Regions from separate parts of the Homo sapiens genome. Here all the other regions are linked to region 1. Evidence: chromatin loops called from intact Hi-C (ENCODE). Cell type or tissue: dorsolateral prefrontal cortex. All regions are shown on one strand. Links, peaks and the distances in the headings refer to the core of each region. The heading gives the core; the rest is flanking DNA.

The links. Peaks named below come from ENCODE experiments on the same cell type or tissue, not always from the same donor. Only the 100,000 strongest peaks of a DNase experiment are listed, where the experiment ranks them.
Region 2: a loop joins it to region 1, with 20 times the contacts of the local background. A loop is called at or near these places in 42 of 110 quality-filtered maps.
Region 3: it touches region 1 in a loop (4-fold over the local background); 6 of 110 quality-filtered maps call a loop at or near these places.

The regions. Positions count from the first base shown.
Region 1 is chr9:113,108,268-113,114,916 of GRCh38, reverse strand. It overlaps FAM225B (family with sequence similarity 225 member B), which reads left to right and starts at 3,240. Exons shown (of 3, transcript NR_024376.1): 1 at 3,240-3,507; 2 at 3,901-4,007; 3 at 4,764-6,649. FAM225A (family with sequence similarity 225 member A) reads right to left here and starts at 2,021. Exons shown (of 3, transcript NR_024366.1): 1 at 1,754-2,021; 2 at 1,254-1,360; 3 at 1-497. In dorsolateral prefrontal cortex, for the core only: CTCF peaks have their summits at 2,048 and 3,220; no DNase peak of the experiment used is centred there; H3K27ac peaks cover 306 bases.
Region 2 is chr9:112,922,322-112,928,970 of GRCh38, reverse strand. No RefSeq gene overlaps it. Among named protein-coding and RNA genes, the nearest start is that of SLC46A2, 35 kb to the right of the region's middle. In dorsolateral prefrontal cortex, for the core only: a CTCF peak has its summit at 3,706 (motif pointing left); no DNase peak of the experiment used is centred there.
Region 3 is chr9:113,161,385-113,168,033 of GRCh38, reverse strand. It overlaps SLC31A2 (solute carrier family 31 member 2), which reads right to left. Exons shown (of 4, transcript NM_001860.3): 3 at 6,336-6,525; 4 at 3,894-5,285. The coding sequence ends at 5,117. It overlaps FKBP15 (FKBP prolyl isomerase family member 15), which reads left to right. Exons shown (of 28, transcript NM_015258.2): 28 at 1,879-6,649. The coding sequence ends at 1,956. Among named protein-coding and RNA genes, the nearest start is that of SLC31A2, 14 kb to the right of the region's middle. In dorsolateral prefrontal cortex, for the core only: no CTCF peak of the experiment used is centred there; a DNase peak (open chromatin) is centred at 3,373; H3K27ac peaks cover 3,972 bases.

The sequences.
Region 1 (6,649 bases), core at 490-5,489:
GCACCTTGAGAAAATGAGGCAGAGAGTGAGGGAAGGGTTTGAGTAGGAAAGTCACCAGCTGGTACTGACAAGGACACTGAGGGAACAGTGGTTCCATCTGAGCAGAAGTGTGTGCCAGGGCTTCTCTTGGAGCACAAAGACAATGCTGCAGGGATGGCTTCTGGCCTGGAAACTCCCTTTTTGGAAAGTGACCTGTGGCTCCAGGTAGCTGTTCTGTGTGCGACGGTGCTGAATCTTGTCCTTGTCCTTGGTGGGACCCCCTGTGCTCAGGGTGGAGGAGCTCTCTGTGACCTCCCTGGACCAGGTAGCGCCACGGGAGATCCCCTTCAGGCACTCTTGCACACAGGTCTGCCCCGCCATCTGCAGGAAGCGTGCGGTGTTCCCGGCTCTCCTTAGACACTCTCAGCAGCTGAAGTCACTCCAAGCATCCAAGGGAGGCTTCTCCCTGCACCTCTGGGTCATGTGGTCAAGGCCAATGCAGGGCAGAGGAGTGACCGCTGGAAAAGAAGAGCCCAGATGAAGTGCAGTCACCTACCTGAGGCCGGGCTCCCCTGGAAGTCCCCATGAAGTAAGTCTAGGAAGAAACCACCAGAGGGCCCCTAGATACCCAGTGGGGAGGGAAAGGGCAGTGCGGCTCGTCTTCATGGAGCGATTGCTACAGTGCTGGGATTTCATCACGCCTGCTAGCTTCATTAGTTACTATTCCCATGAAAAAGTAACACAGTAATGCAACATTTTATTTTATTTTATTTTGTTAATTTTTTTTTTGGACGGAATCTTTCTGTGTTGCCCAGGCTGGAGTGCAGTGGCAAGATCTCGGCTCACTGCAACCTCCACCTCCCAGGTTCAAATAATTATCCTGCCTCAGCCTCCCCAGTAGCTGGGATTACAGGCACCCGCCACCATACCTGACCAATTTTTGTATTTTTAGTAGAGACGGGGTTTCACCAGGTTGGCCAGGCTGATCTTGAACCCCTGACCTCAGATGATCTGCCCGCCTTGCCCTCCAAAAGTGCTGAGATTACAGGCGTGAGGCACCATGCCCGGCCTTAATGCAACATTTTAAAAATCAAAATTCATGCTAAATATTCCATTGTGAGCAAAATATCCACATTTTAAATCAAGCCATGGTCAGATCCTGTAACTGCAACACTCTGAGAGTTGTACAAGCGTTGGGCACGATGGGAAACTAAATTTTGGCAAATTCCATTCAACCTATAAAGTTGTCACCAAAGAAAAGGAAAAGTACTCACTTGCGGAATGTTCCAGACAGCTCCCAGGCACACTGCACTGCCAGAGATGGGGGATCTGCTCCCCGAGGACTGGGGCTTTTCCAATGAAGGCCATTTTCCAGTTTCGTCTAAAAGCACAGAAGGACTTCGTGAAATGTTTGGCTTCTTCCTAAGGGAAGGAGGTGCCTACAGCGTTGCCATCACTGCTGCTGGCCACAGGAAGATGCGTACATATCGTCCCGCCCTAAGATCGTGTTTTGAAAGTGGGCGACTTTGGAAATTAACTGAGGCTGTAACCGCAGAGCTGACGGGATGGGGGAGCTGCTCTGATGAGTCTCCAGAGCGGCCCGGTGACCGCAGGAGCTCTGAGTCATCAAAGACCGGGGCCAGGGAGCCTGGAAGAGGAAGGGCCCGCTGCTCCCGGGCCACGCCGGGACACATGAGTTAGGGGCAAAATTTAATGCCGCAACAAAGCGACTCATTTTTTTGGAACTGAGGCTGTTCCAGAACTTCTTACTCACTCTCGGCGCCGCCCCCGCGCTTCCAGGCCCCGGACCCGCCGCAAACACCGCTGGGCTTGGACTCAAACCGCGGTCCGGTCCCACCCGGTCTGGTCCAGTCCCGTTGGAGGCGGCGGTTGGGCTCAGCGCCAGGCGCGCGCCCTCTGCTGGCCGTTGGGAAGCGGCGAGGGAAGCGCTGAGCTCGCGGCCGAGCGGTGGTCGCTCGCCCCCTCGCGGGCTCTCCCGGAATCGCTGACATTCTCCGTCCCTTGCTCTCTGCTCCTGGCTGGGGATGCTCCATTTACATGGATTGGAATAGACCTAAGCACCACAATTACAAAATCAGTTATACGGTAATCAAAGCCTCAAAACACCAGGTAACCCATGTTCTAAATCACTGTTTGGGAGACAGCCAAACAGGTGAGTCACCTGATGAGAAATACCTGCCCCAACCTCTTACATGAAAGAAAAATTTGTAATACAATCAAGCTACTGGTCACTGTTTATTTTTATAATACCTACCAGTTTTAACAAAATACCATTCTGAAGAAAGTGTCACAAGATAAGTTCAAACAGAAGAACAGCAAATGCCATTTTATATCATTGTAATAGATCAAAGAATATTACAAATAATATTCATTCAAGGAATACAAATTTTCTTCTCTCTAAACATTTTTGTAACTCATAATGTACAAGATATTGTCAAAATAATTCCATGATTTTGGTACTAATATTTGCCAACCGGGGCAAAAGAGTTGCGATTTCTTTTTGAGCTGGGCAAACCATCTGTATAATTGATTAGAAAGAGCCACAAGTTTAACTTCCTCTACAGTTTTCCTGTGGGAAACGTCACATGAAGGGAAATAAAACCATATTTTCATGTAATGTAATTTTTTTTAAGATGGGGTCTTGTTATGTTACCCAGGCTGGTCTCTAACTTTGGCCTCAAGGGATCCTTCCCCCTCAGCCTCTCACCTCTCTCACCTCCAGCCTCCCAAATGCTAGGATTACAGGCGTGATACATCGCGCCTGGTGGAAGAAGAGCACTTCAATTTCACCCCTAAAAACCTCCCAGGCAAAGACTGTATTTCTTTGCCTTCAGATGGGGGCAAATTTTTGGAAGAACCTTTAGACAGCGATTCCCAAACAGGGACAAAGTAGATTTCCTGCTTTCATCTTCCTGATAGTGATCAAGGCTGGAGGGTAGTAGTTTCTCCAGGAGATCTTATCTCACGCACCACCATGGCCCTCCATGTCCAGCTGGTTGAAGCCTGCAGAATGTGGTGGTGGGAACAGGAGTCTTGGGTCTTCTGGATTTTGAGACTATGTCCTGTTTCCCAAGAGAACTAGGAGCAGGTCTTTGTATTCAGGCCTGACTAAGAGGAGATACTATTCAGATATCTACTATTCAGGTATCTCAAATGCATGAAGATGTCCTTACTTTTAAGCCATGGCTCCAAGGCGTATCCCAGGAAAGGGAGCAGGCAAGGCTGGAGCAGAGCGTCCCCAGCCAGGAGCAGAGAGCAAGGGACGGAGAATGTCAGCGATTCCGGGAGAGCCCGCGAGGGGGCGAGCGACCACCGCTCGGCCGCGAGCTCAGCGCTTCCCTCGCCGCTTCCCAACGGCCAGCAGAGGGCGCGCGCCTGGCGCTGAGCCCAACCGCCGCCTCCAACGGGACTGGACCAGACCGGGTGGGACCGGACCGCGGTTTGAGTCCAAGCCCAGCGGTGTTTGCGGCGGGTCCGGGGCCTGGAAGCGCGGGGGCGGCGCCGAGAGTGAGTAAGAAGTTCTGGAACAGCCTCAGTTCCAAAAAAATGAGTCGCTTTGTTGCGGCATTAAATTTTGCCCCTAACTCATGTGTCCCGGCGTGGCCCGGGAGCAGCGGGCCCTTCCTCTTCCAGGCTCCCTGGCCCCGGTCTTTGATGACTCAGAGCTCCTGCGGTCACCGGGCCGCTCTGGAGACTCATCAGAGCAGCTCCCCCATCCCGTCAGCTCTGCGGTTACAGCCTCAGTTAATTTCCAAAGTCGCCCACTTTCAAAACACGATCTTAGGGCGGGACGATATGTACGCATCTTCCTGTGGCCAGCAGCAGTGATGGCAACGCTGTAGGCACCTCCTTCCCTTAGGAAGAAGCCAAACATTTCACGAAGTCCTTCTGTGCTTTTAGACGAAACTGGAAAATGGCCTTCATTGGAAAAGCCCCAGTCCTCGGGGAGCAGATCCCCCATCTCTGGCAGTGCAGTGTGCCTGGGAGCTGTCTGGAACATTCCGCAAGTGAGTACTTTTCCTTTTCTTTGGTGACAACTTTATAGGTTGAATGGAATTTGCCAAAATTTAGTTTCCCATCGTGCCCAACGCTTGTACAACTCTCAGAGTGTTGCAGTTACAGGATCTGACCATGGCTTGATTTAAAATGTGGATATTTTGCTCACAATGGAATATTTAGCATGAATTTTGATTTTTAAAATGTTGCATTAAGGCCGGGCATGGTGCCTCACGCCTGTAATCTCAGCACTTTTGGAGGGCAAGGCGGGCAGATCATCTGAGGTCAGGGGTTCAAGATCAGCCTGGCCAACCTGGTGAAACCCCGTCTCTACTAAAAATACAAAAATTGGTCAGGTATGGTGGCGGGTGCCTGTAATCCCAGCTACTGGGGAGGCTGAGGCAGGATAATTATTTGAACCTGGGAGGTGGAGGTTGCAGTGAGCCGAGATCTTGCCACTGCACTCCAGCCTGGGCAACACAGAAAGATTCCGTCCAAAAAAAAAATTAACAAAATAAAATAAAATAAAATGTTGCATTACTGTGTTACTTTTTCATGGGAATAGTAACTAATGAAGCTAGCAGGCGTGATGAAATCCCAGCACTGTAGCAATCGCTCCATGAAGACGAGCCGCACTGCCCTTTCCCTCCCCACTGGGTATCTAGGGGCCCTCTGGTGGTTTCTTCCTAGACTTACTTCATGGGGACTTCCAGGGGAGCCCGGCCTCAGGTAGGTGACTGCACTTCATCTGGGCTCTTCTTTTCCAGCGGTCACTCCTCTGCCCTGCATTGGCCTTGACCACATGACCCAGAGGTGCAGGGAGAAGCCTCCCTTGGATGCTTGGAGTGACTTCAGCTGCTGAGAGTGTCTAAGGAGAGCCGGGAACACCGCACGCTTCCTGCAGATGGCGGGGCAGACCTGTGTGCAAGAGTGCCTGAAGGGGATCTCCCGTGGCGCTACCTGGTCCAGGGAGGTCACAGAGAGCTCCTCCACCCTGAGCACAGGGGGTCCCACCAAGGACAAGGACAAGATTCAGCACCGTCGCACACAGAACAGCTACCTGGAGCCACAGGTCACTTTCCAAAAAGGGAGTTTCCAGGCCAGAAGCCATCCCTGCAGCATTGTCTTTGTGCTCCAAGAGAAGCCCTGGCACACACTTCTGCTCAGATGGAACCACTGTTCCCTCAGTGTCCTTGTCAGTACCAGCTGGTGACTTTCCTACTCAAACCCTTCCCTCACTCTCTGCCTCATTTTCTCAAGGTGCCGTGTTTGCCTGAAAGGACATTGGCAGCCAGCAGGGGCGGCGGCTGGTCCTCTAGATGGGCACGAATGCCATTGGCAGGCAATGGGGCAGACTCCATGGAAAGATGCTTCTCTTCCTCAAGGTATGCACTCAGCGGGGAGACCTCATTGTCAAGTTCAGAGTTACGCTGCAGACTGCACAGCACCTCGCCTGCTTCTAGGGCCTGCTCCGGTCAGCCCAGGACCCACCACAGCAGGACCCCCCATCCTGTGCTCACCCGGGGCTTGTCCATGGCACTGGAAACTCCTTCCTGTTCCTGATCCCCCTCTGGGCGAGGGGTGGGCAGGGACATGTGGCTCGTGCCGAGGTCTAATACTGTGTTCCCAGCATGGAAGCAGGTGGGGACACTTCCTGTGGCATGCAGGATTCCGTGTAGAAAGCTGTGACTGTCACCCCTCCTCCCCACTCAGTTTTGTTAGTGGACCTTTCCCTGGCCCTTCTCTCCTTGGCCCCCTCTTGGCAGGAGAGAGGAGGAGAGGATCTCACTTTCCCCCTGTACCAGCCACACCCTCGGTCTGCGGGGTTCCCAGCAGCTGGCCAGGGATGCTCCACACCTGGAGGTCAAGTAACCGTCCCCTCACTCTGGGCATCGGTGCCCTCTCTGGGGTTGGAACAGGAAAGAAAGCCAAGACCTGTATGTGGGACTTGAGTTGAGACTCAATTCTGTAGAGTCAGGGGTGAGGAGGAGCCAGGCCTCCTGTGTGCTCTCCATACCCCAGAGCCGGGTGCCCAGTTCCATGGGTCCTGATGGACAGAAGGGAAGAACGGGGGGGCTGCTGCACCGTGGGTGGTAATGCAGTGGGAGCCACCTCCAGCTGAATGCCCAGGGACTCCTGGGGCTGCTGGCCCCGGGTCCCAGCAGTGGGTCCTGTTTCTTCTTTACTCTTGGAATGCAGGATCTGCCACACCAAAACGTCCCCTCCACATTTGGTGAAATAGGAAGCTCCATGGCATGTCTCCATCTTTCAAGGTGACTGAGAGGTTTATTTTCATAGGAGCCTCAGTGGCCTTGTCCGTACCCACCTCTGCACGTGGTTGCAGAAAGTGAAGGATTGTCAGGGAGCAGGGCAGACATTTGGTTTATCTGTGTCATTGGTCAAAGTTTTGTTTTTCCTCCAGAAGAAAAAGGCTTGTGAACATGCCACCGTATTCTTCATTCCTTCTTTTGGAAATGTATGAAGAACGGGTGGCATTTTGGAGTTATTGGCCTGTGAACAGCTGGCCCAGAGGAAGGGTTAGATGTGGGTGGGTGTGGCCGCCTCTGCCCCTCCCCAGCGCAGGTGTGCGTGGGCAGCCCAGGCAGGCGCTCAGGAAGGGTGAGGTGGAGCCCTGCACGCTCTGAGCACAAAG
Region 2 (6,649 bases), core at 643-5,642, 190 kb after region 1:
CCGCCTGGAACACTGGAGATCTGCCCCATTCTCACAGGACTACTCTTCTTTATCCTGCTCTATAGCTGGTTTGCTCTCTACTTCTTTCTTCTGAGCCCCAGACTGCATCTAAATTATAGTTTCAGATTCTAAATGGAGTGGGCCAATGGCAACAGGGGAGTCAGATAAAGGGATGCTGGTTTTTGTTACCTGTTTTCCACTCATATCTCCAAACTTGGATGTTTGTCCAGGTCTCTGCAGGCAGAAGTATGTTTGCCCAGTGTTGGCAGAGAAAGGCTTTATATAAATCTCAGAAGCTGGCACTCTTTGATGCTTAGGGCAAGATCCCACTGTGATTTGGGTGTAATCAAATAGAATTTCCTCTGGGGATTCAAGATCCTGAAAGATGTTGTTTGTGTAGCAGTTGGGGCATTGGAAGAGAGTTGCACAGAACCTATGTAAAAGATTGAAAGTGGCTAGTAGGAAAACACCTCACTAATTCTTTGACCTAGTGCAACCCCTCAAGCGAGTCTCACTACCTGGTTTCATTCACCTCTCAAAGTACATTTCCTCAACAGTATTCAATGGAAAGTCCTGTTTACAATTTTTCAGTGTTTTCAAATTTTAATTGAATTCTTGCAAGATGAATGGTCCCCACAATCAAGCATCACCATCCTCAAGTCTTCTACCCACCCCCAACCTCTCAAAAAACAGCTTTTCCCTGAAAAATCAACCATTTAACCCATATTTTCCTGAACATTTCTTGCATGTGCTCTTTGCACTTCCAAAATTATTTTCATCTTAGTAAAATCTCTTAGAACAATAAATGAAAATGGATAAGATCATAAGCATAATGGAATTTTTAACCCAGAAAAGGACATATCAGATAAACAAATAATGAGAATATAGAAAATTTAAATAGCCATTATTAATAATCCAAATATAATAGAAAGTGGGGGGACTGTAAAAAGAATGTAAATTCACTAGAAGAAACTGGGGATCTTTGACAAAATGGCTGATCTCTGGGGCAGGACATATCCAAGGTAATCCTGGGATGCCTTGCTGTGCTAAAAAGCAAAAGACAAACCATAAAAACCACTAAGGCCTTGTCAATAAGCACTCAGAAACCAACTTGAGGAGGTTCCCTCTGGCTTAAAATGGGACAATTCAAGCACCAGTGTCATGGACTACAATGGACTGAAGCACAAAACATGAGCTTATAATGATAGTTAAAAGAAATTTTTAAACCCCATTGATCATCCCGGGAGGGTGCTAGGACAACTCAACACTATGAAAAACAACAAAGAAAGGGGAAAAATCAAATATGTATCTGCCTTTCCGTACAATCTGTATTTCAGAGCTGATGAGGTTAATTTCTATTTACAGAAACATTCCAGCAAATAAATAAGGAAGAAATAATAGGATTTAAAAATTGACATTTGCAGCTCCTGTATCTAGGCAACAACCATCAAGGGATGCTAGACCATTAGGAGAAAAGTTGATTGCAACTTTATAGTGGGTGGAATAGATGGTCAACTGTAAACCTCCTAATTAGTCTTGACATCGCTCAAAGTGGAACCAACAGACACAAGCTTCCTAATGCAAGGCAGCCGAAACCAGTCAGCACCAGCTGTGAGGGCTTCACACCTAAAAAAGAATTGAGCCTGAATCTCATCAAACCTCTTGATCTAACTAACCATTTCAGGAAATGTGGGAGCCAGAGGAAAAACCCAGCAAATTTGGAATGTCATGTTGAACAGTCTACAGTGCAAATACCCCAGTTCTCCATGAAAGAAATGGGATAGAAGGGTGGGAAATTTTTTAAGAACTTGGAGACTTAAGAAACAATGAAATGCCATGAATGGACTTTGGATTCAGATAATTCAACTAACATGCTTCTTTTGAAACAACAGATACATTTGAATATCACCTAATAAAGGGAATTATGTTGACTTTTGTCAGGTGTACTAATGATGAGGTGTTTTTACATACTGAAGTATTTCTGAATAAAATGACACGATGTCTGGTTCTTGATTCATACTACTCTGGTTAGTATTTTTAAACATGGGGCAAGAATAGATGTATTGAGATTGTCTTGGTTGGGCGCAGTGACTCACACCTGTAATCCCAGCACTTTGGGAGGCTGAGGCGGGCGGATCTCTTGAGGTCAGGAGTTTGAGACCAGTTTGGCCAACATGGTGAAACCCCATCTCTACTAAAAATACAAAAAATTAACCAGGCATGGTGGAATGCGCCTGTAATCCCCACTACTCAGGAGCCTGAGGAAGGAGAATCACTTGAACTGGAAGGCAGAGGTTGCAGTGAGCTGAGATCAGGCCACTGCACTCCAGCCTGGGCCACAGAGCGAGACTCCATCTCAAAAAAAAAAAAAAGAAAAAAAAGATTGTCAAATGTTAATTACTGAAGCTGGATGGTGTGCCCAGAGAGGGTTGGTGAATTATTCTTTATGCTTTTATTTGCAACTGGGCCGGAGGGTAGTGGGGTGGGGGACAAATCCGTCTTCAAATGTAGGCTAGCCATTTGCAGCTGAAATCCTTTTAGTGTTGCCTGGGCAACTCCAGATGACTCTTCCAACCATGTGTGGATGATCTGCTCATAAGAACTTCATTATTGCTTTGAAATACTGAATATAAAAAAGTTCCATTGGATTTGAAATGAATTTACCACAAAATTTCAACTTTACATTTGTCAATGAAAGAAAATAAGTGATGTTAACTGTAATTTTAACTTTTAGAAAATCTCAAAGGTTGTGAAGAAAAATGGTTAAACACTTGGTCACCTACTGATGCAGAGTTTCACTGATGAGCGCTATCAAGAATTTGAAGAGGTTTTTACTTAAAACTCTTAATCATAAATTTCACGGCAGTATTTCCAGCATAAAAACTGATAGTAGAAAGCTGAAGTTTTTTCATTTGAAAAAAAAAAAAAACTTAGAGTGTCTTTGGAAATTTCCTGTAAATCGAATCTTTAATATATTTTCTAATATGTGCATTTTATATTTATTATAATTATATAATGAAAAATAAGTCCCACATGATGCCCCTAAAGCTCCTCTAGCACACCACAGTGCATCATGTCAATATTATCACTTTCTATGTATGCTAATAATCTGAAAAATACTGGGAAGCTGGGAAGCACCGCTATAGATTCACTAAACAAATAATACAAAGCTTTGCATTCTTTAAAATTGAAGGTTATGTTCCAGGAAGATTAAACAGCAACTTTATAATGAACAGTCCAAGGAGAAATTTAGAAAGTGATTTACCTCCAAGAAGTAAAACCCGCTGACATGTAAATATCTTTAAAAAGAAGAAGAAAACACCGTTCCTCCTCAAAGCTGGTCTTATTTCTATGCTCCTCAGTTTACAATGGCAGCCATTTTCCCTCCCTTCCTGGGGAAAATAACAACCAGCCCATTATGGTGAATTCTCACAGTGACTAAGGTGGTCCTTCCCTGTGGTGTGAGCACTGTGAAGTTAGGTGTCTAGCATAATCCTGTGAGTTTTTATTTTGACATGTTTGAGCCACTTAAGGATAAATTACAGAGCACTGTGTATCAAGATGACAAAGACAGTCTCAAATTCATTAAAGTGTTGTGGAGGGCAGCGGGTACTTGAAAATTCTAAACAGGATTTGTCGACACGAATATTTTTCAAGAGATTACACAGGTCACTCGATATGGCAGAAGGGAAAACATGCTTTACAATGGTGACATCTGGCGGTCACCATCCAAATCAAATGATTAAGCATCATCAATAGTGGGGCAATCTGACATTGTGTCTCCTTATGTGATACAAAATGACTCCCACCGCATCGCCTACGACACATTCTTGCTAAAAATGTAAACTTGAACTTAAGCCTTTAGCCCTAGTCTCCAATTTAGAGGAAATTCAAGGGATACAGAAACAGGTTAAAAAACACTGTGAGAAAATTATCAAACAAATCCAGAAGGTGGGGTGTTTAAAAAGATAATTGTCTCTTTAAAAAGTCAGTATCATAGAAGCAAAAGTCAGGGGTGTAGAAAAACGTGGGAGCACTGTTCCCAGGGCACTGTTGATCACTGATCTATCACCTGAAGTTTCTATAAACGAAAATAGAACTGCATATTTTGGTAGATGAAGTGAAGAAGTGTAAGTTGTCTTTTCTTTCATTGCTTCTCCCAGTAACTTCAGCCAGAAGCAGCCTCTCCAAGGTTTAAAAATGGTCAACTTCTCTTTGATTTAATATCTCCATCTATAAGATTATTACAGTCGTCCCATAATTTGGAAAAGATTGAGAAGAGCTGATTGCAACAGTAACACAGTGCTCCTAAGGGTATAGTTCTGAATGGTCACCCTCCCTTCCTTCCCCTGATCGCAGGCAATCTCCAGGTTTCCATGGGCCCCAGAAGAGCAGGGAATCAGATCTGGTTCCAGTGGCCATCACCTCACAAACAAAACAATTGTCTCCATTCCTTCCCGGAAACCCACTCCACTTTTTCCTTTAAGCCCTCAAAACAGAGCCAGACTGTTTTCCCTTTCCCCAGACAATGGGGCTACTCACTTGTCCCCCTCCCCAAAAGGAGGCTACACTCAGGGACTCCAGGGGAACCCCTGTCTTACCTTCTAAGGAAGGATACCCTAAGTAATTTTTCTAAGGGACCTACTCTTTCTTAGGGAGCTTCTTCAGAAGCTACCTCTAATAAATACAAGGAGTGGAATGATTGGTTCATTGTAACAGAAGATTGGTGGGGGAAGAGGACCTACAAACTTAATCTCTAGTAATACATCATCTCTGGTAGGATACACCACTATATCTTATTCTGAAACATGATTTTTATTTAACCTAAAAAATAATATGAATTCACACCTTCTAAGTCAGCAAACCTCAGAAGGGAAAAAATAGAAAATAACAAGTGTTGGTGAGGATACAGAGAAAGTGAAACTCTTGCACATTGCTGCTGTGAATGTACAATGGTGAAGTCGAGGTGAAAAACAATTTGGCAATTCCCCCAAAAGCCCCAACATAGAATTTCTGCACAACCCAGAAATTCTACTCCAGGGTATACACCCCAAAGAGTTAAAACAGGAAATCATACAAATATTGGTCCACTCATGTTCATTACAGCATTGTTCACAGCAGCCAAAATGTGGAAACAACCCAAGTGTCCATGAACAGATGAATGGATAAATAAAATGAGGTACAAGCACACAATGAAATGGATTCAGCCCTAAAAAGGAGTAAAGTTCTGACCATACTCAACATGGACAGACCTTGAAAACATTATGTTAAATGAAATAAGCTAGATACAATAGGACAACTTAATTTTTTTGAACCCATACATATTTATTGATAATCTATCTTAACCATGACCCAAGTTAATGGACAATACAAGAGGTTTGCATGTAACCCAGAAGTTTGCAAGTTACAAACTATAGAACAATCATTTGACATAAGACTCAAAGTCTGTCCTTCAGCTCCAGACCCCCAAACCTCATCCCAGCCCTTCTTTCCAAGACAGGGTGGTCAACCACTTGCTAGGCCTCTAGTGATTATTTGCTTCCTTTGTATGTGTTTTCTCCTGATTAAAACAGAAACATTAAATCATGATTCTTGTGATTTGTGTCCACATTTCCAGAGCAGCTGATGCTGGTGCGCTAACAGCTCAACCTTCACCCAGCCCTCAACTCAACTTGGCCAGATTCCAACTAGGGGCTTGACTCACCTCATTTTTTGGTAACAAAAAATGTGAAATAGTCTACAGTTTTTCAGTTTCTTCCCTGTTTTTTCTAAAGGGGATCTTACTTACCAAAATTCATTTTCCTAGTTTTTAAGCTTATTTTCTTCTGTAACTACGCTTTCTTCTTTCAAAACAGTATATTTCCATTTGATCAAAACTAGCAATAGGACAGTTTATATAAAATATCTAGAATAGACAAATTCAGAGAGATGGAAAGTAGATTAAAGCTTACCAGAGACTGGTGATAGAGGGAGGAAATGGGAAGTTATTGCTTTATGGTCATAGAGTTTCTATTTGAGGTGATGAAAAAGAGTTTTGGGAACAGAGGTAATGGTTGCACAATATTGTAAATGTAATTAATGCCAATGAATTGTACACTTAAAATGGTTAAAATGGCAAATTTTATGTTAAATACGCTTTTACCACAATAAAAATTTTCAAAAAAAAAGTGAAAAGATAGCCAGCATATATTGTTAACAGTTTTATAGTGTTCCATTGTAGAGCAGTACTATTATCAGTCAGCTGTTAGAAGTTTGCAATATTTGCTCTTTTATAAAAAATGAACACCCTTGTACATATAACACATATACAGCTTTATGTACTTGAATGAACAGTTCTGTAGAATACATTCCTAGGAGTAGAAGTAGGTATTAAAGAGTATGGACTTCACAGAAAACTTAGGTGTGTGTACACACACACACACAAATGCAAAATTTGGGCCTCCAAAGGGGCCATCAGTTTAAACTCCTGCAGCTGCTGTATGAGTGATCATGGCTTCATTGTAGCCAGTGGGCTATTGGCCACCTTTTTATTCTTTGCCATTCTGATTTTCTCCCATCTTATGATAATTGTAACTTTTATGTCTTTAATTATTAGGGAAATTTAACATCAACATTGGCCTAGGCCAATTGGTCTTGAATGGATGTTGAG
Region 3 (6,649 bases), core at 528-5,527, 53 kb before region 1:
GCCACAGAGTGAGTTAATGGCAAAGCTAGGACTAATCCCCAGGCTCCTGTAAAGACCTCCTGTTCCTGAGCATTTTCCACTTACTCAGCCTGCTTTCCTGCTGCCTTGTTTTGTCATCACAATATCCCTGGGCACAAAATGGGTTCAGTATTAATAGCATAGCTTCACAGAACAAGAGTGAAGGCCAGGAGAGGAGGGCACTGATAGGGACTGAATTAGAACCCCGGTTCTCGCCTCTGCTGCTCCCCGCTGTGCTAGGTTACAACCGTTCTGGCTGTCCCTAGGCCATTTTGACTGCTCTGAAATGCATATGGAGAACACAGGTGGGCTTCAGGCTCAGTCCATCTAAAGGACAGAAATATGAGGGTGAATGGGGCAAATTTTGTCCCCTCATGTATCAGCCAGAGTGGATTTTGCCTTTTGCCAAAACCTTGAGCAGAGAGCTGTGATGGATCTATGCTCCAGCTTGCATGTATCGGAGCCCTTCCCTCTTGCCTGTGTTCCTTTGGGGAATGTACCAGTTCCTTCCATGAGTCTTTCTTCTCAAGAGTTAAATTTTCATTTGAGAATCCAGAATAGCAATTCTGCCCTTAAAAAAAGGAAAAAAGGGGGAAAAACCAAATTGAGTATATTCTAAGTGACTGCCCTAAATATAGTTGGAAGCTTTTAATTAGTGAGCATATTATTGGTATTAGTACCAATACTGTCCAGTTAACATGTAGTTCTTGGGTACTCTGAAAACGACTTCACAGATGTTGTCATTTAATCTACTAATCCAATGAGGTAGGTACTTTTATCCCATTTTATATATCAGAGGGCTGAGGCTCAGGAAGATTAAATAATTTAACTAAGCTTATATAGCTAGTAAATGTAGAGCCAGAACTTTAGTCAGGACAAAACAGAAGCTGTGAGCCACACTTGAAAATCCTATACTGTCAGAGTTAGAGATCACGTCATTGATGTCCAGAGAGAAGTACGAGGTCTGGCTAATTGGTAGTGACGTGGGATTAGCCCAGAGACTTGTATACACATCACGCTGCCTTCCCTTTTGCCTGGCCCTGTGAAGATGGATTCTGGTTGGCAGTTGCTCACCAGAGCAGAGAATGCCTTAGTAGAGACTATTCAGTTCGTGCCTGTCTGTAGCATCAATCCCTGCTAGCCGGGTAGGTCCTGTTCCCTTGCCAAGCCAGAGGAGAAAGGCCAGGAGCTCAAGCTGTGAAAAGAGAGGGTCTCTCATGGCCCATCAGTCCCTTTCACCCCCACTACCTTAGCTGGAAGGAGCGAGGGTGGTGCCAGTCAGGCTAGAGGTGTGGGAGGCTGTGGCCCCGTGTTCTTCACCTCTTAGGATTCTCCAGTTGGCCAAGCCTCCAAATTCAACTCTTTCAAATGATGGGATCACACCCAGAGCCAGTCAGGCCACCTTAGGCCACGACGACAGTATTTTTCCATATGTGATTGTCTTCTTCCCAACCTCCCTTCTTCCCACTTCCTCTCGCTCTCTCAGGGCTGCTTTGCTTCTGTTTCTTCCTACTGCTCCAGTGTTTCCTCTTTGACCCTTCTTTCTCCACACAAAATGTGTAAGTTACTGCATGAGAGGAAAATCTGTCAAATCAGTACATGTGCTTCATAAATAAATGATGAGATTAGCCAAACAAAGTTCATCTTTTGTCTCTGTTGAAAGACTGCCTCCCTTCTCTGCCTGCTGGTCTCAGCTTTATCTGGAAGCCTAGGTTTGCTGGCCTCAGAGTTGGCCCTGTCAGTACAACCTCCTTTCTGACCCAGAGCTGGGAACAGAAGTTGGATTGCTTCCACTCACAGGTGGAAAGTCCAGTGGTGCAGGCACAAGTGAGGACTGACTGCTCTTTCCTGTTTTATCAGAGCATGAAGGGACGCCCGCCCCCAACGCCCCTTTTTGGAGATGATGATGATGACGATGACATTGACTGGCTGGGATGAAGACCCAGGAAACTGGTGCAAAGGTTTCTCTGCAACCCTTCCCTAAGCATGATTTTGCACAGCCAACCCTGGGTCTAGGCGAACCACAGGGTGAGGTCAAGGTGAGCATTCTGGGAACAATATTTGGGCTCAGAGGGTGGGTTGGCCACCTTCTGAGCCCCACCCCCGCCAGACCTGGTGAAGAGGATCATAACCCTGTCTTCAAGAACACTGGGATTTCAGCAGCAAGTTGGAAGAAGGACTGGTAGGTTCCCCTCCAAGCCAGTCACCTGTAAGAGTCCTGTCCTCTGCCAGACTTTTTAATCTCTTCATTAACTCTCAGACTGACCTGGGAGCCCTCCTCTACCTGAATCCAGTGCTCAACTGTGCCCCGGCAACAAGACCTGGGCTGAGGTCTCCCTGGTAGAACTAAGGGAGATTACACCATCTAAATCCCAGTGCAGTCAACAGCCTGGCCTATAGTCCTGGGACATGTATCTTCTTCTTTGCCTTAAATCTGATACAAGAGGTCAATGACTTTGAAAATAAAACTAAAATAAATGTCTATAATGAAACTTGACCCAAGCCCTTGGAGAAAAATTGAGTTTGGTTCCAAGGGCTGTCTGTGCTCTTTTGGGAATCTAAGGGTAGGAGTCTTACAGATCTGGGTCAGTTAATGTGCACAAAACGTTGTGGCATATTTACTCCCTTTGATACCTAACCCTGGAACTTTTAGGCTTTCAAAGAAAGTCACCACTGTAGTCCTAGCTCATCCCTGGGGCATGATGGTTCTGTGAGGACCAGTCCAGTCATCCTCTTGCTCCTGCAGGCTTAGTCCTGCAGTCTAGGAAGCCATGCAAAGAAGGTGAGAGGGTCCCTTCTTTCCATTGTTCATGGCACCTGAGGGATTCTTCACTTTGAGAGCAGCTTCCATTCCCTTAGAACTCATGGGACCAGGACTTATGCAGAGAACAGTAGTGAGAAAATACTTGTGGTCATTTTCTTGATTCCAGGATCTTCCAAAGATTATGCAATCAGTCTTTAAAAAAACAGAATAATTAATTTTAATAAAAAATGTTTCTTGATTTTAAATGTTTTAAAAGATAGGACCCAAAATTCCACTTCATCTGGCCTGGCATCATCCTTGCAGGCTTTGGATATGTCTCCCGTGTGCGGACCTGGGAGGCAGTGAGAACTAATTATTTCTTTGTTGCTTAACAAAAGGCGGTGCTGTTTGGCACTTTCACAGACTGGCTTATCTCCAGCAACCACTGCAGAAGACAGTGTTATCACCATTTTATAGAGGAGAAAACTGAGACTTAGAGAGGTAAAGTAATTTGCCCAAAGTTACATATCTAGGAAGCCTCAGCACAAGAATTCAAATCCTGGCCATCTGATTCCAGAGCCTGGGCTCTTGGCCAGCACAGCCTGACTGTCACTGGTTGGGGGAAGGGGCGGTGATGCTTTTAGAAACAGGCTTCTTGAGACACCAGGCAGCTTTCCAGTTCCCTGCAAACATGGGGGAATGCCCTGATCAGTCCTAAAGGTGTGACATAGTCTACTTTCTAGGGCAGTTATTTCTTATTGTAAATTAACTAGTGGCTATTATATTTGCTTCTGCCCGCAGGGAGAGAAGATGCTGAGTAATTGTGCCAACACAGGTGCTTAAAGTCCGTGTGACAGTTACTTTTCTTATAGCATGTACTCAATTAATACTTGTTACATGAATGAAGAATGACTTGACTTGCCTCAGTTGGCATTCTGGGGTGTCTACCTGGGTGCAGCATTTCAGGGCTGGGTTTCCCTGAGCAGAGTTGTCTTTGTAGCAGATGGATGGACTCTGTCCTCAGACAGGCTTATAAAGAGTACTACCAGTTCTATTAGCCCCACTCAGCCCCTGCAGTTGTTACAAGGGTTCATGTGCTTTCTGTTGGAATTAGGAGAACAGAACAGTCATAGACTATTTAAAAATATATATTTACTAAAATGTATTTGTTTGTTTTTAATTCCCAAAGCTTACAACCATCTTTTCATCTAATCTGTGAGGTATTTAGTATACAGCAGTGATTTTCTCTCTTTCCTTTTTTATAAAGTGAAGAGGTTCAACTATCCAGAGAGTCCCATCTAACTCAAAAAATGTAATGGCTTTGGTTGGATTGCATCTTCAGTCAGTACCTGCCCATGGCTTAATCAGTATTTTAAGTGAATGAATCATGTTTCCCCACTAGATCATTACGAGTAAGCAGTAAGTAATAAATAGAGAATATTAAGTATTGAACATTATTAGATGCAGCTTTTTGTTCTGCATAGAAGAAAGATGAGGATAAAGGAGGGCATTGAGGCCACGAAGAGCTTCCCAGACACCCACGGCCATCAGATCATCTTCTTCCTGCAGGCAGTGCCTTCTGGTGGAAGGAGCTCAGTCTATCAGAGAATAAACCAGGAGCCTGAAAGCAGTCCTGTGTCTCTGCCTTTAATCAGCTGTCACTTATTCTCTCCCCAAGAAAGGGAAATAGGTCTCAGCAGTTTCTGCCATCCATCATGAATCAATGAAATCATTTCATTAAAAATTTTTTTGTATGAATGTGCAAAATTGCCAACTAGGAGTTCAATGGGAAAAATAAAAAAAACTTAGTTTGTCAACATGATCCATAGACGAGATGATCTTCATGTGTTCCAAAGGCAGAAAGGTGAGAAAAAGGATCTAGCTTGGTCTCTGTCCCTCAAAGACAGAAGAGGTCAGGAAGTCCAATGGGCGATGCTCCTGTAGATAAGGCACAAAGCAGGAGAGCTGAGGGTGTCCAGGTTCCATGCCCTGCATCACCAAGAACCCTTCTCCCTGGCTTGAAATCTTTGGAAATTCCTGGTTTGAGTCACAGAGAAGCATTGTCATGGGCTCAGTAACCCTGCCACCCCTGTTATCTCCATTCTCCCTTTGGTCACAGCAGCTGTCTTAAGACACAAGACCATGCCTGGGCCCTACGTAGGCTGGCTGAGAAGGAAGGTTGCTGCAATGGCTTCCGAACTCCAGGGAGCAAGTGCTGGCTTCAGCTCAAAGTTTCCAGGGGCTGGGAATAAGGTGGAGGAATAGCCATCAGAAGAAAGGGCAGTTGGAAGTATAGTGTCTGGAAGAGGGGGCTCCATGTCCCTCCAGCCTCAGTGCCTGCACGTTCCTCACCAGCTAAGCTGTGCTGAGAAGTGGGTAAGCTAGGTAGTAGCCCACAGCAGAGCCCAAGACCACACCAAGGAAAATCCAGGTGTTGTAGGACATTACGGCCAGCATGATGAAGTAGCCGATGACCACCTGGATGACATGGATTAGAGACTGGCCAAAGTGACACAAATACCACCTAGATAAAAAGGAGAAGCAAGTTAATCCTGGTAATGAGCTGGTAATGAGGAAGCTGGGAGTAGATATCAGGGAGTAGAAAGCTGTTGAGTTACGTGACCCGATTGATTTATAACTTGTATGCTTAACCCAGGAGTGATTTCTTTCTGCCCCTCCCACCCCCGCCCCCAGAAAAAACTCGAGATTTATTTTTAAAGAGACATATCTTCACTACATTTGGTTTCAAGCTTCCTGGCATCCTAGGCAAAGGGGAAAATGAGGGTATCTATAATCTGTCTTTCTGATAAGGAATAAGAGAAAATCATCAGTAAGGCATATTTCCCCCCTGAATCTACTTCGGGAGGCAGTATGACAATGGAAAGAAAAAGCATGGTCTTAGGTGACATTATCAGTTCCTAGACCTGCCACTAACTAAAAGTGGCCTAGACAAATGTCTTAACCTCTCTGAACGTAAGATTCCTTATCAGTAAAACAGGAATGAGAATACTTCCCTTGCAGTGCAGTTGTGAAGATCTGAGACACCCATGTAGGGTGGCTAGTGATGGAGCGGGCAGGCTTATTAAGCACAGGTGAGGCTGGGGCTGGACAGAGGGCAGAACAGGGACCCTAAATGGTTGCCTGATTCGAGTGGGAAGGGAGGAGAGGAGAGCTTGTCATCCTCCTCCCACCAAGTGGGATACATTGCTTCAGGACAGCTGCAGATCCCCTCCTGGATATGGGAGCCTAGTGACCCATGGAACTGGTGAGATTTGGGGGAGGGTGGGTGGCCACCTCATTTGCTAGATAGGGGCCTGCACCTGAAGATCACTGTTCCCTAAAGAAAGCCTTCTGAGCCTCTCAAGTGGCTGGCTGTTCACAGAGTGCTTTGGCCTGGGCATCAGGAGACATGAGCTCTAGTTCACTTGGCTATGTGTAGCCACTTTGGCAAGTCCTGGTCCTTCCCTGGGCCTCGCTGTCCTCTCTGTGAAGTGGGGCTAATGCTGTCTGGGCCAGCCTGTCTCTCAGGGTGAATGTGAGGCTTCTGCCCCTTTCCCATACCCACTGCCTGTACCTGTGGTGGGTTCTGCCAACAGGGAATGAATCTGAGCCTGCAGAGTCCCCGTCTGTCTCTGCGATGGTCTGCTGGCTGATGGAGGTTGGCAGGTTCACCAGTACCTGGTTGAGCAGCTTGGCTTTGCCAACCTTGATGCCTTCATACAGTACAGCCAGAAGCAGGAGCACCAACACCGAAAGGGCCATGCCTGTCAAAGGAGGCAGAGTTGTGGAGACCTGGCCAGGCCAGCACTGTTTCCCTTCCAGCACCTCCACCTGTTCATGGAATCCACTCCATCCACCTCTATCCTGCACCTTCTTCCCCACCCTTGC